Regions from separate parts of the Mus musculus genome. Here region 2 is linked to region 1. Evidence: chromatin contacts called from ENCODE Hi-C or POLR2A ChIA-PET data. All regions are on one chromosome and are shown on one strand. Each heading gives the region's core, a stretch centred on a gene start or an enhancer-like site at or near the end of the contact. The rest is flanking DNA. Distances are from core to core; before and after follow the strand shown. Region 1 holds the start of Slc26a10 (solute carrier family 26, member 10). Region 2 overlaps Dctn2 (dynactin 2).

What was found. A loop is a pair of places that touch in the nucleus more often than their neighbours do. ChIA-PET counts read pairs that join two places held with the same protein, here RNA polymerase II (POLR2A).
Region 2: a loop to region 1 is called in a map of regulatory T cell, with 2.1 times the contacts of the local background. The contact joins the enhancer-like site here to the promoter of Slc26a10 in region 1. A Hi-C loop is called at or near these places in 1 of 37 maps with a recorded cell type or tissue (regulatory T cell). POLR2A ChIA-PET finds 5 or more read pairs at or near these places in 4 of 5 experiments (Patski and embryonic stem cell).

The regions. Positions count from the first base shown.
Region 1 is chr10:127,178,025-127,182,994 of GRCm38, forward strand. It overlaps Slc26a10 (solute carrier family 26, member 10), which reads right to left and starts at 2,558. Exons shown (of 18, transcript NM_177615.4): 1 at 2,207-2,558; 2 at 1,601-1,711; 3 at 705-862; 4 at 319-483; 5 at 1-66. The coding sequence starts at 2,549. It overlaps Arhgef25 (Rho guanine nucleotide exchange factor (GEF) 25), which reads right to left. Exons shown (of 15, transcript NM_001358557.1): 15 at 4,497-4,919. The coding sequence ends at 4,812.
Region 2 is chr10:127,279,660-127,284,629 of GRCm38, forward strand. It overlaps Dctn2 (dynactin 2), which reads left to right. Exons shown (of 14, transcript NM_027151.2): 14 at 1,742-2,300. The coding sequence ends at 1,828. Mbd6 (methyl-CpG binding domain protein 6) reads right to left here. Exons shown (of 13, transcript NM_001347171.1): 8 at 4,676-4,826; 9 at 4,384-4,553; 10 at 3,867-4,280; 11 at 3,733-3,785; 12 at 3,366-3,429; 13 at 2,297-3,248. The coding sequence ends at 3,174. Among named protein-coding and RNA genes, the nearest start is that of Mbd6, 6.9 kb to the right of the region's middle. Within about 2 kb of position 3,085, at least 1 of the 3 ENCODE cell types and tissues checked has a DNase peak (open chromatin) inside an H3K27ac peak, as active enhancers do.

The DNA of each region.
Region 1 (4,970 bases), core at 1,308-3,807:
GAGCGCCGAGATGGTCACTTCTGCAGGACTGCTCTGGGACAGGGCGCTGAGCACCGCGGCCAGCGTCTGCGGGCAGGGACAGTGTGCAAAGGCCGGGTACCAGCGTTAACTGACCCCGAGAGACTCAATACCAACCCACTAGGCCGGGGCAAAACTCTCTTTCCAGAGGCCATCAAGGCTTCTACGTCCCCAGCGCTCTCACGCAGCGCCATAGTTCCTTGCATTCATTCCTTGTTGCCTATCTTAACCCCTTCACCCACCGTCCCTATCGAGCCACCCTTTCCCGTGACATCTAGAAACCTCTTTCCCCACCCCCACCTTGAAGAGAGAAAAGCAGCCGATCTGGCGTGGGAGAGACAATCCCAAGAGGCTTGGCAGCTGGGACACCAGCACGTGCAGCGCGGCCCCGCTGGTCAGCGCCTTGATCACAGGCTCCGATAGAAAGGTGGACAGGACACCAAGCTGCAGCACGAACATCCCCAGCTGTAGAGAAGGCGGCGACAGGTGGGGTCGGGGCGTGGTGCGAAACCTCCAACAGACCAGCCCGCACAGTGCACCAGCTTCCCCACGATATATCTGCCACTCCGGACTGGAAGCCAAGTTCAATGGTGTTTTTATCCTCCCCTCTATCCTCTGGCACAATTGTGTTGGTCCTTTTCGGTGGATTCATCTAAGGTCCTCACCCGGGTCGAGTCCTCGCTTACCATTAGCGCCCCACTCCCGAAGGCCACAGCGGCTGCCGCCCCAACTCTCCGAGCTTCCAGTTGCTCCCTTTCGATTCCACTGAGGTTCCCCGCGAGGGGTTCGGGCACCACCCTCTCGACTACAGAACCGGTCATTAGACTGAGTACTGCGAAAGTTCCTGCAGTCATGGGCCAAATGCAGAGATTAGCATTCGTGCAGCCTGGGGCAGAGCAGCAGCCGTGACTCGCACAGTTCTGGAGTCTCACATGCGTCCCATCCGCTCTCTTAGAAGACCTTAGGATCACGAGCTGGTGCAGCAGCCAGGAACCGATGCGGAAGAGCGCACCCATGGAACCAGTGGGCAAGGAGAAAAGAGTGTACCCACTGGCAAAAAAAAAAAAAAAAAAAAAAAAAAAAAAAAAAAAGTGCCCCTTCCTCACGCTCTCACTGGACCGTGAGCCACTGTGCACCTCTTTCCCTTCAAGGTCATGGTCCCTTCAAGTTGTTTCTTTTAACCAAATGTCACAGGGGACAAGGAGATCCTTGTAAACTGTCGCCTCTATACCCACTCCAACAAGCCTAGGGAGGCGACAGAGTTCTGTGCAAAGGGGGTGGAAATGGGTTGTGGATCCCAAGAGAGGTGGCAAGTAGGAGAGGGAAGGGGGCAGAGGGGAATACAGCCCCAAAGCTTCCAAGTAGCAGCCTTGCTAAGGTGTGTTTGACCCCTGCTTTTAATCCCAGCACGCAAGTGGCAGAGGCAGGATCTCTGAGTTTAAGACCACCTGGTCTGTGGGGAGCTTCAGACCAGCTAAGACTATAAAATGAGACCCTATCTCAAGGGATGAGGGTATGCCTCAAGTCCCTGTCTATTTTCATCCCAAAGAGAAGCAAAGTCATGAGCAGTGTGGCCACTCACCAGTGGACAGGTGTCTCCCAGTGCCCAGTAAACTGTAGATGAGAACAGGAAAGAAAGACGTGTAGAGTCCGAACACCGGGGGCACCGAGGTCAGGAGGGCAAAAGCCATGCCTGGTAGAAAAGTAGAAGGAATCGGGGTGGGGTGGGGTGGGGATGGGATGAGGGTGGGGATGGTGGGGTGCACAACCTCCAGATACTGCCCTTCCCAACACTCTTGGGTTGACACCAGATACTATCAATCATGGCCCCGGAGGGAACGGAAAGGTTAATTAATGGGCCTCAGTGGGAGGTCGTGAGGCTGACAAGGTCACAGATCCTTGCCCACGTCCTGGGTGGCAGGTTTTGTGCCTCTCTACAATTCTCTGAGGCAGAACAGAGTCCAGTATATCTCGCAGAATTGCACAGATGTGGAGGGATGGGGGTGGGGAATTATGATGGAGTCCCTTAGTCCTCTCAAACCGAACCTCAAGCTCCTCCTCTCTGATCCTCCCCCATGCAGGGACACAAGTCCTCCACATCACTGCTGGACTCTCAGCTTCCCAGGGCCCTGCCCTGAAAGCCCCCCATAACTTGGAATTCCAACGGGCTGAAGTTGGGGACTCTTACCCTGGGGCACGTGCACAACGCCCACGGTTACTCCAGCCACAGCATCTCCGAGCAGCCAGGCTCGCCAGCGGTATTGGGGCAGCCAACGCAGCGGGGGCAGCCGTGCCAGCAGCACGCGCCACGCCCCCGGCCCAGAACAGGCGCTGGCTCGCCTCCTCCGCAGCCTGCACAAGCAGGGTAGGCAGGGCTCCGCTGGCAGCTCCGGCTCCGGCTCTGCGCCCCCGAAGAGCTCCTGGAACCGAGCGTGGGTGAGAGGTTCTCTGAACCTTGAGCTCAGCGGAGACTTAAGGTCAGAAACCTCTTCCGGATCTGAGCAGGTCCCAGAGGCAAGTGGCCCACTCATTTTGTCCTTGGCCCCCTGCAGCATCTCCTGGTCTTAAATACCCTCTGTTCCATCAGCTCTGAGCCCGCCTCTATAAAGCAGGGTCCAATCCGGACCTGTAGGGAGTACTCTCTAGAGTACCTCCTTGGGTCAGGCTTGGGTGGAAAAAGTCCCTGTGTTAGGCGTTTCCTCAGATATCCTTTCTTAGCTCTGCCTAAGAACCTGGGGGCCTGCTGTGAGGATGTTGAGGAACCATAGGGAGATAAGAGACCCACAGTCACTTCCAGTGACCCTCATCGCTTCGCTTCTCAGGGACTGGGAGGCATTTTTTTTTTCTTCATTTGCACTTTGAGCAAAGACAGAGCTGGTTCCTTTTGGGTCACAGGTCTTCTTTCCCTGAGCCTCTGCATTCTCACCACCACCACCACCACCACCACTGCTGGAGCACAAAATTCACAGCCAGTTGGGATTCCCCACTCAAATCCCATTCCTCATGTGGCAAACTTGCCCCAGTAAAGTACAAGAGGCCTTACTGTTTTATAAGCATGGTGAATGCGACAGGGTGCATGGTGAATGGGACAGGGACAGGGACCCACTCCACCCTCTCTAATGCAGATGGCTGGGTTTGATTTAGGGGAAAGACTGAATTAACAAAGACATTTTTATCTATTTGTTAGGAGCCCCAAAGTCCTCTAATACTGTTCCTTACATCCAGTGTTATTCTCCAAGTAGGCATTTAGAAGTACACGATTAAACTAAGGGCATGCCGTGTGCTGCTGGAACCGCTGCCCGTTGCTGCCTTGGGCACCTTGTCACCACTGGCAGTGGTGGGCCTGGCTGCCGCAGGAGCATGAAGGGTCCAGCCACCCACCTCATGTACCCCTGAAGAGACACAAAGGTTCTGGGCCCCAGGATTTCACTGTTTGCCGTCATCCACTCAGAGATGCTTCGGCACCCCCATCACCCTGTGGTTCCCCCAGTCCCTGACCCCAAAGCCCAGGGTGGGGTCCAGAGAGGGTGGGCCTCTCTTCTTCAATTCCTCCTATTGTTCCCCAGAAATCTTATCTGGGCTTCACGTCCTGTCCCCCCCTTAAAGATCCCTCCCCTCATTGTCAGCCACAGAGACCTGAGGCTCCCATATCTCCCCCCCCCCACCCCCCACCCCAGTAGTCTATTGTCTGCTGAGGAAGCCCCAGTGCACGTGACTGAGCCCAGGGGACTGACGGACACGGTGGACACACAGATACATAGGGACCCAGAGGCAGTCATATGGGTCTCCACACACTTGCCTGTCTCTGTTCCAGAGGCTGTGCCAGAAGCTGGGAGGGGCAGACATCTTCAGCTCTCCACATTAGCTCCGAATTTAAAGAATCTATTCCTACTCAGCGTGCACACACCTTACCCCTTTCCCTCAAGATGGCAAAGAGGACTCCAGAGCTGCTCCATCCTCCCATTCTTCAGCAGAGCATGGATGCTCAGAGGAAAGGTACCCGGGGTGTTTTGTGCTTTTAGATCTAGATACTGTGAGTGGTAGGGGGTCAGAGAACAGTGAGCCTTCTGGTGGAGTCTGAACCAAAGGATAGATCTAGAACCCAGGGCCCTGAATAAAGGGGAGAATACATTAAGAGATATTAAGATTTTCCCTAAGCCTGAGGTCTGGAGTGAGAGATGCTACAATTGATTAGAGGTGAAGGGCAAAGATAGAGGTCTCTTATCTTCTAACATTCTCATTCTATTGTTTTTGAGGGAGGGTCTCACTCAGTAGACCAGTCTGGCCTCCAACTCAGAGATCCGCCTGCCCCTGCCTCCCAGGTGCTGGGATTAAAGGTGTGCGCCACACATCCAGCTTTACCCTCTTCTTATCACCAGGGCCCTCCTCAAATGACTGCAGCCAGCAGACTTCTTCTATGCCACTTTAACAACCCATTCCCACGGCAGCCTCGCCATCTCCCTCCCAAGACAACAACCTCAGTGATATAGCAAAACTTTTATTCACAAGAAAACTCGAAAACAAAATCACAACCCAGGCCAATAATTTCTATCTGGTCCCTGCCCTCATCCTCCCTCCAAGCTCCTCCATATCCTCCATTTGAGTGGGTCGTGGTGCATGCAGGGAGTGGAACTGACGGATCCTGTGTCCCTTGGGCAGAAAAGAGTCCTTTCAGGCCCAGTCTCTCCCATCCTCTATACATCATGGAGGATGGATTCTGGCACATTTCCAGGATTCCCCCTCCAAATTCATTGAGGAATCATGCCTGCGCCAATAGCACTGCACTTTTGGGGTTACAGCTCATCTTCATCCAGCTTGGCGAGCCTGGCCTGACAGGGAGGAGTGTTCACAGTGGGAAGGGCTGGAGAGTCATGAGGAGTCTGGGGGGTATCACTGAGAGCCTGAAGGAAGATTCAAGTCAGAGGGTCAGCCAGGGTTACCAGTCAGAGGGT
Region 2 (4,970 bases), core at 1,835-4,334, 100 kb after region 1:
TTTACATTTTCAAAGATTTGATTTGCCGGGCGTGGTGGTGCACGCCTTTAATCCCAGCACTTGGGAGGCAGAGGCAGGCAGATTTCTGAGTTCGAGGCCAGCCTGGTCTACAGAGTGAGTTCCAGGACAGCCAGGGCTACACAGAGAAACCCTGTCTCGAAACACCAAAAAAAAAAAAAAAAAGATTTGGAGTGTTTTTCCTCCATACACACAGGTGCATCACATATGTGCCTGGTGCTTGTGGAGGCCAGAAGGGGGCATCAGTTGCCAGAGAACTGAAGTTACAGATGGTTGTGAGCCAACATGTGGTGCTAAGGTCTGAACCTGGATCTTCTGGAAAAGCAGACAGTGTTCTTAACTGCTCAACTCTCTTCAGCAGCTAGCCTGTTTTATTTGTTACTATGGCAATGCTCAATACATAGCTATATACTCAGTTTCTATTGGATGAACTATTCTTTTTTTTTTTTTTTTCTCTTTTTTTTTCTTCTTCCGGATGAACTATTCTTAGTGCTGTCAGGAGAACTACAAACCAGCAAAGAAAAGTGCGGGGGTGCACACCTTTAACCCTAACACTGCAGAGGCAGAGACGGGGATTTCTTGAGTTTGAGGCCAAACTAGGTAATTATAGTGAGTTCCAGGCCAGTCATGGTTACATGATGAGACCTAGTCTCATAATAAATGGAGAGAAGAAAAAGCCAGATGTGATGTAGCACACACCTTTAATCCTAGCACTTAGGAGACAGAGGAAGGGGGCCTCTCTGAGTTTAAAGCCAGCTTAGCTTGGTCTACAGTGAGTTCCAGGCCAGCCAGGGCAAGAAACCACGTCTTTGGGGGAAAAAAAAAGAAGTATTTGGTATATTTTTCTCCTAGCTTTCTAAAAATCTGAACCCATGAAGACTTAATCTCATCGAAGTCTTCTTTGCTGTCTGTCCTTCCATAAAATAAGTGAACAGCTCTGAAGGTGGGGTGGGGTGGGGTGGGGTATAGTCAGGGTAAAGTAAGTGAACAGCTCTGAAGGTGGAGAGGGTCAGAGTATGAGTCATGTAGACCCTGACCTAAGTCCACAGCACTCAGAGGGTTGCTTGAAAACTGCTGCTACAAACACTTCTTTACCTATCCGCCCACTCACCCACCCACCCCTCTCAAAACCAGAGACCCAAAGCTGTGTTTCTGTTTTAAAAACAATTCTCATGTATCCCACGTGGGTGCTGGGAATTGAACCTGGACCCTCTGGAAGAACAGCCAGTGCTCTTAACCTCTGAGACACCCCTCCAGACCCTATGGCCTAGGTGTGTTTGTGTAAACACTGGTTGCAAACTGAATCTGATCCAAACTGGACTCAGATTCACAGAGATGGCTCCATCTGCCTCTGCCTTCCAATGCTGGGATTAAAGGGCCGGCCACTCTACCTGGAGTGCATGGGGTTTATGTGCAGCTGGGGATTGCACCAGGGCTTTATGCTTGCTAGGCAAGCACTCTAGCAACTTAGATAGATCTTAGTCTATCTGTTTCTCTTTTTCTAAAAGAGAGATTCTTCGCCGGGCAGTAGTGGTACACGCCTTTAACCCCAGCACTTGGGAGGCAGAGGCAGGCAGATTTCTGAGTTCGAGGCCAGCCTGGTCTACAGAGTTCCAGGACAGCCAGGGCTACACAGATAAAGTCTCGAAAAAAGAGAGAGAGTTTCTTCTGGGTGTTCCTCATCTCGGATAGACTCTGATAGACTGTTCTTGCCCCTTTATAGGTGCAGACAACGATGCGTGAAAACTTGGCCACAGTTGAGGGGAACTTTGCCAGCATTGATGCTCGGATGAAGAGGCTGGGAAAGTGAGCATCACTGGGAGCTGGGGAGCGGGGATGACCCTTGCCCCTGAACTTTGTCAGACCCTTCCACAGGGTCACTCACAGCCCCAGCCCACCTGACAAGGGCAAGGGTTCTTGCATGTGGGGTACACACCCTCCCGACAAACAGAGTGGGAGCTGGGGGCTCTTATTGGATGAGGTTGTGGGCCCAGCCACATGCAGTTCCCGTCCAGTAAGTGCTTTGCCTGCTGTGGGAGAGGGACTGGATCCCGTCCTCTAACGTCTGTCTCTGGCCGAGTCTAACACTGTACAACTGTCTCTGACCATTAAATGCTGTTGTACCGTGGAGTCTCTGCTGTGTTCCTGGATTTCGGAGAGGCAGCACTGAGAGACGTGCATAACGTTAACAGTCTAAGCCACACTATTATGAGACTATTTCAGCTGTAATCTGTTCTTACCGAAGAGCTAAATAAAAAAATGAGTACAGAGTCAGAACCAGAGTTTCAAAATATTCTCATCTGTTAAATTAAGAGTGTCTCCCATAGAAAAGCAGTGGAGGCCCCACAGGGCAAGTACAAAACAGAATGAAAACTCCCAAGGGTCTTGTCTTTACAAAAAAAAAGGCAGGAGGCAGCCCCTGGACAGCTGGTCATGCTGGCCGCTCCGGCTGGACCACGCTGCATAACCCCCAGTGGCATCGTCACACCGTCTCTGAGCGCTTGATGGGGAGAAGGGCCAGTGTAGTGTGTATGGAGGAGAGATCCAAAGTCCTCTTGGCCCCCTTTCCATATCCCAGAGGAAAGCAGAGGGAACCTGGCTACGCTTTGAAATGAGGCTATGTGTTTCGGTCCTGGGGACAGGGATAAGAGGGGATCTGTGCTTTGAGCAACCTGAGCCAGAGGCAGAGGGGTGCTAGTGGGAATCGGGGAGATGCATGATGCTTATTGCTCTGTACCTTTCACTGGGAAGGAGGGCAGCAGCCAACAGTAGCTCACAGGTTTGTAAACTGAGCCTGCTAGCTTTAAGAAGGGAGGCAATGAAGTCGAATTAAATATAAAAGAGTCATTTGTGCAAAAATAACTTAAACAAATAAAAGACCTGGGGAAGGGGTGTCCCCTTAGCGCCTGATGGGGAGGGGCCATATACCACCCCCCAGGCCTCTTCAGTGACATGGCTTTGGGGGGGAGGGGTGAGCTTCCCTACCCCTGCAATGGCTCAGGATGGGATTTGTAGGGGAGGGGTTGCATTTGTGCTCTGAGTGGGGAGTAGTGCCCCACCCACTGTCCACAGGTGCACGTGGCTGGCAGGGGCTCCCAAGGCTCAGCACTCAGCTCTCCCCAGTCAGGGTCAGATTCCAGCTCCAGGTATGGCTGCTATGGGGCCAGTTTCCTCCTCTTATTTTTGGCAGGACGTCCAGGGCGGGCCCGGGGAGGCAAAGGGACAGCTGCCTGTATAAGAGAAGTCGAAAGAAGTGATCAGTTAGCTGAGGTAACAGGAGTCTTTCTCCCCACCACGCTAACCTTCCACTCTTGGCTCTAACCCCCACACCTCCAAGCCGCACTTACTCGCGTTGTAGGGCTGGGTTCCAAGGTCACGTCCTGGCGGGAGCTGCTGCTGTTCCGGGCAGGGCTGCAATAAGGGCACAGATGATCAGGAGCAGCTCCCGAGCACCAGGTGAATTTCAGAAGGCTGGTGAGAGACTTCTACATTTGGATAGTAAAGGCACAATGTCCTTATTCATATTCAAGTATCTGCCATTTTTGAAAAGCAAGCCACTATTTGGGACCAGGGGTCTATATGGTTCAGTAGTACAACACTTGGCCTAACATGCACAGGCCCTGGGTTGATCCCTAATACCACAGAAACAGATGGCACTGAGGACACTTTTCTAGTCCCAACAAATAGGTGGCGCAGGGTGGGCCTCACACTCACTTGTATTTTCTCCTCCGGCCACGACGAGACTTTCTGACTATCCCCGGGGGCACCTGAGGAAAGATGGATAGTGTGTGTGGAAAGGGAGACGCGCACTCGAGCCCAGTACCTGAACCTTACATCAGGACACCTACCTTAAGGTCCTCAGAATGGGTCCCAGGAAGGGGTGGATCCTTGGGCTCAGCACCCCCTTCCGCTAGCTCCCCATTATGCTGCCAATGGTGAGTCCTTCTTGGGGACCGTTCCATTTGTCCATTGAAGCCACCACGTGTCCCCCACTTGAGTGCTAGCCGGCCAGGCTCTCGGCGGCTGCCCGGCTTTCGGCCTCTGCCTGGCCTGGTCTCACCGTTAATGCCCCTAAGTCCCCCTCCTCCCCTCCGGCCCCGTTTCCCTGACCCCCTCCCAGTGAGCAGCTCGGGGACTGGGGGGTCAGGAGAAGCATGGGGTGGGGCTAAGGCACTGAGGGGAGGCCGGGCAGGCTCCGGTTCGAGGGCTGAGGCGGGGCTCTCGGGGGGCAGACAGGGGGCGTCTGGCTGCTCTGGAGGGATCTGCTGGCAAAAACATCTCTATTTCAACCACAGTCCTCTGTACTCAGAAAACCTTCCCAGGCTTAGGAAATACTTTCTTCCTGACAGAGACCCATCCTCTTACCTGGAGACTCTGTAGCAGGCAGGCTAGGGGACTAGAAGCCTCTGACAGGGCGGGAGGCGCTCCCCCCCCAGGGAGGAGCTGCAGCCCTAACTGGCTGGAAAGAAGAGGGCCAGGAGGCTGCAACAGGCTGGGGAGGGCTCCAGGGCTGCTGGCCAGTGAAGACAGATCACCTGCTGAGAAAGGGTACATAGAGCCTCTCCTTCACAGGCTGAGCAGACCCATACTCTCTTCAGGGTTACCCAATGGTCAGAGGAAACTTCCCAGTTTGGACTGCTTGTCTCATGCCACTCACCCAGCAGGCTGGCACTCAGCAGAGGGCTAAGAAGTTGGGGTCTCCCTGAGTTGGAGGGGGCCTTGCCCAGAGAGGAGGCCCCCGGGTCAGTAGTTGCCGTGGTGACACTGGAGGTAGGTGGTCCAGGTTGGGGGGCACTCAGGACACAGGGCTAAGACGAAGAATGGTTAAGCGTGTAGTGAAGTGTCGGACAGGCGTACAGCAGCACCTCCATATGCATTGTTTGACTAAGACTTTGGGTGAAGTAGGGGTGCGCCCTTCTTGCACCCACCCTACCCCAGCCAAGACTGAGTCT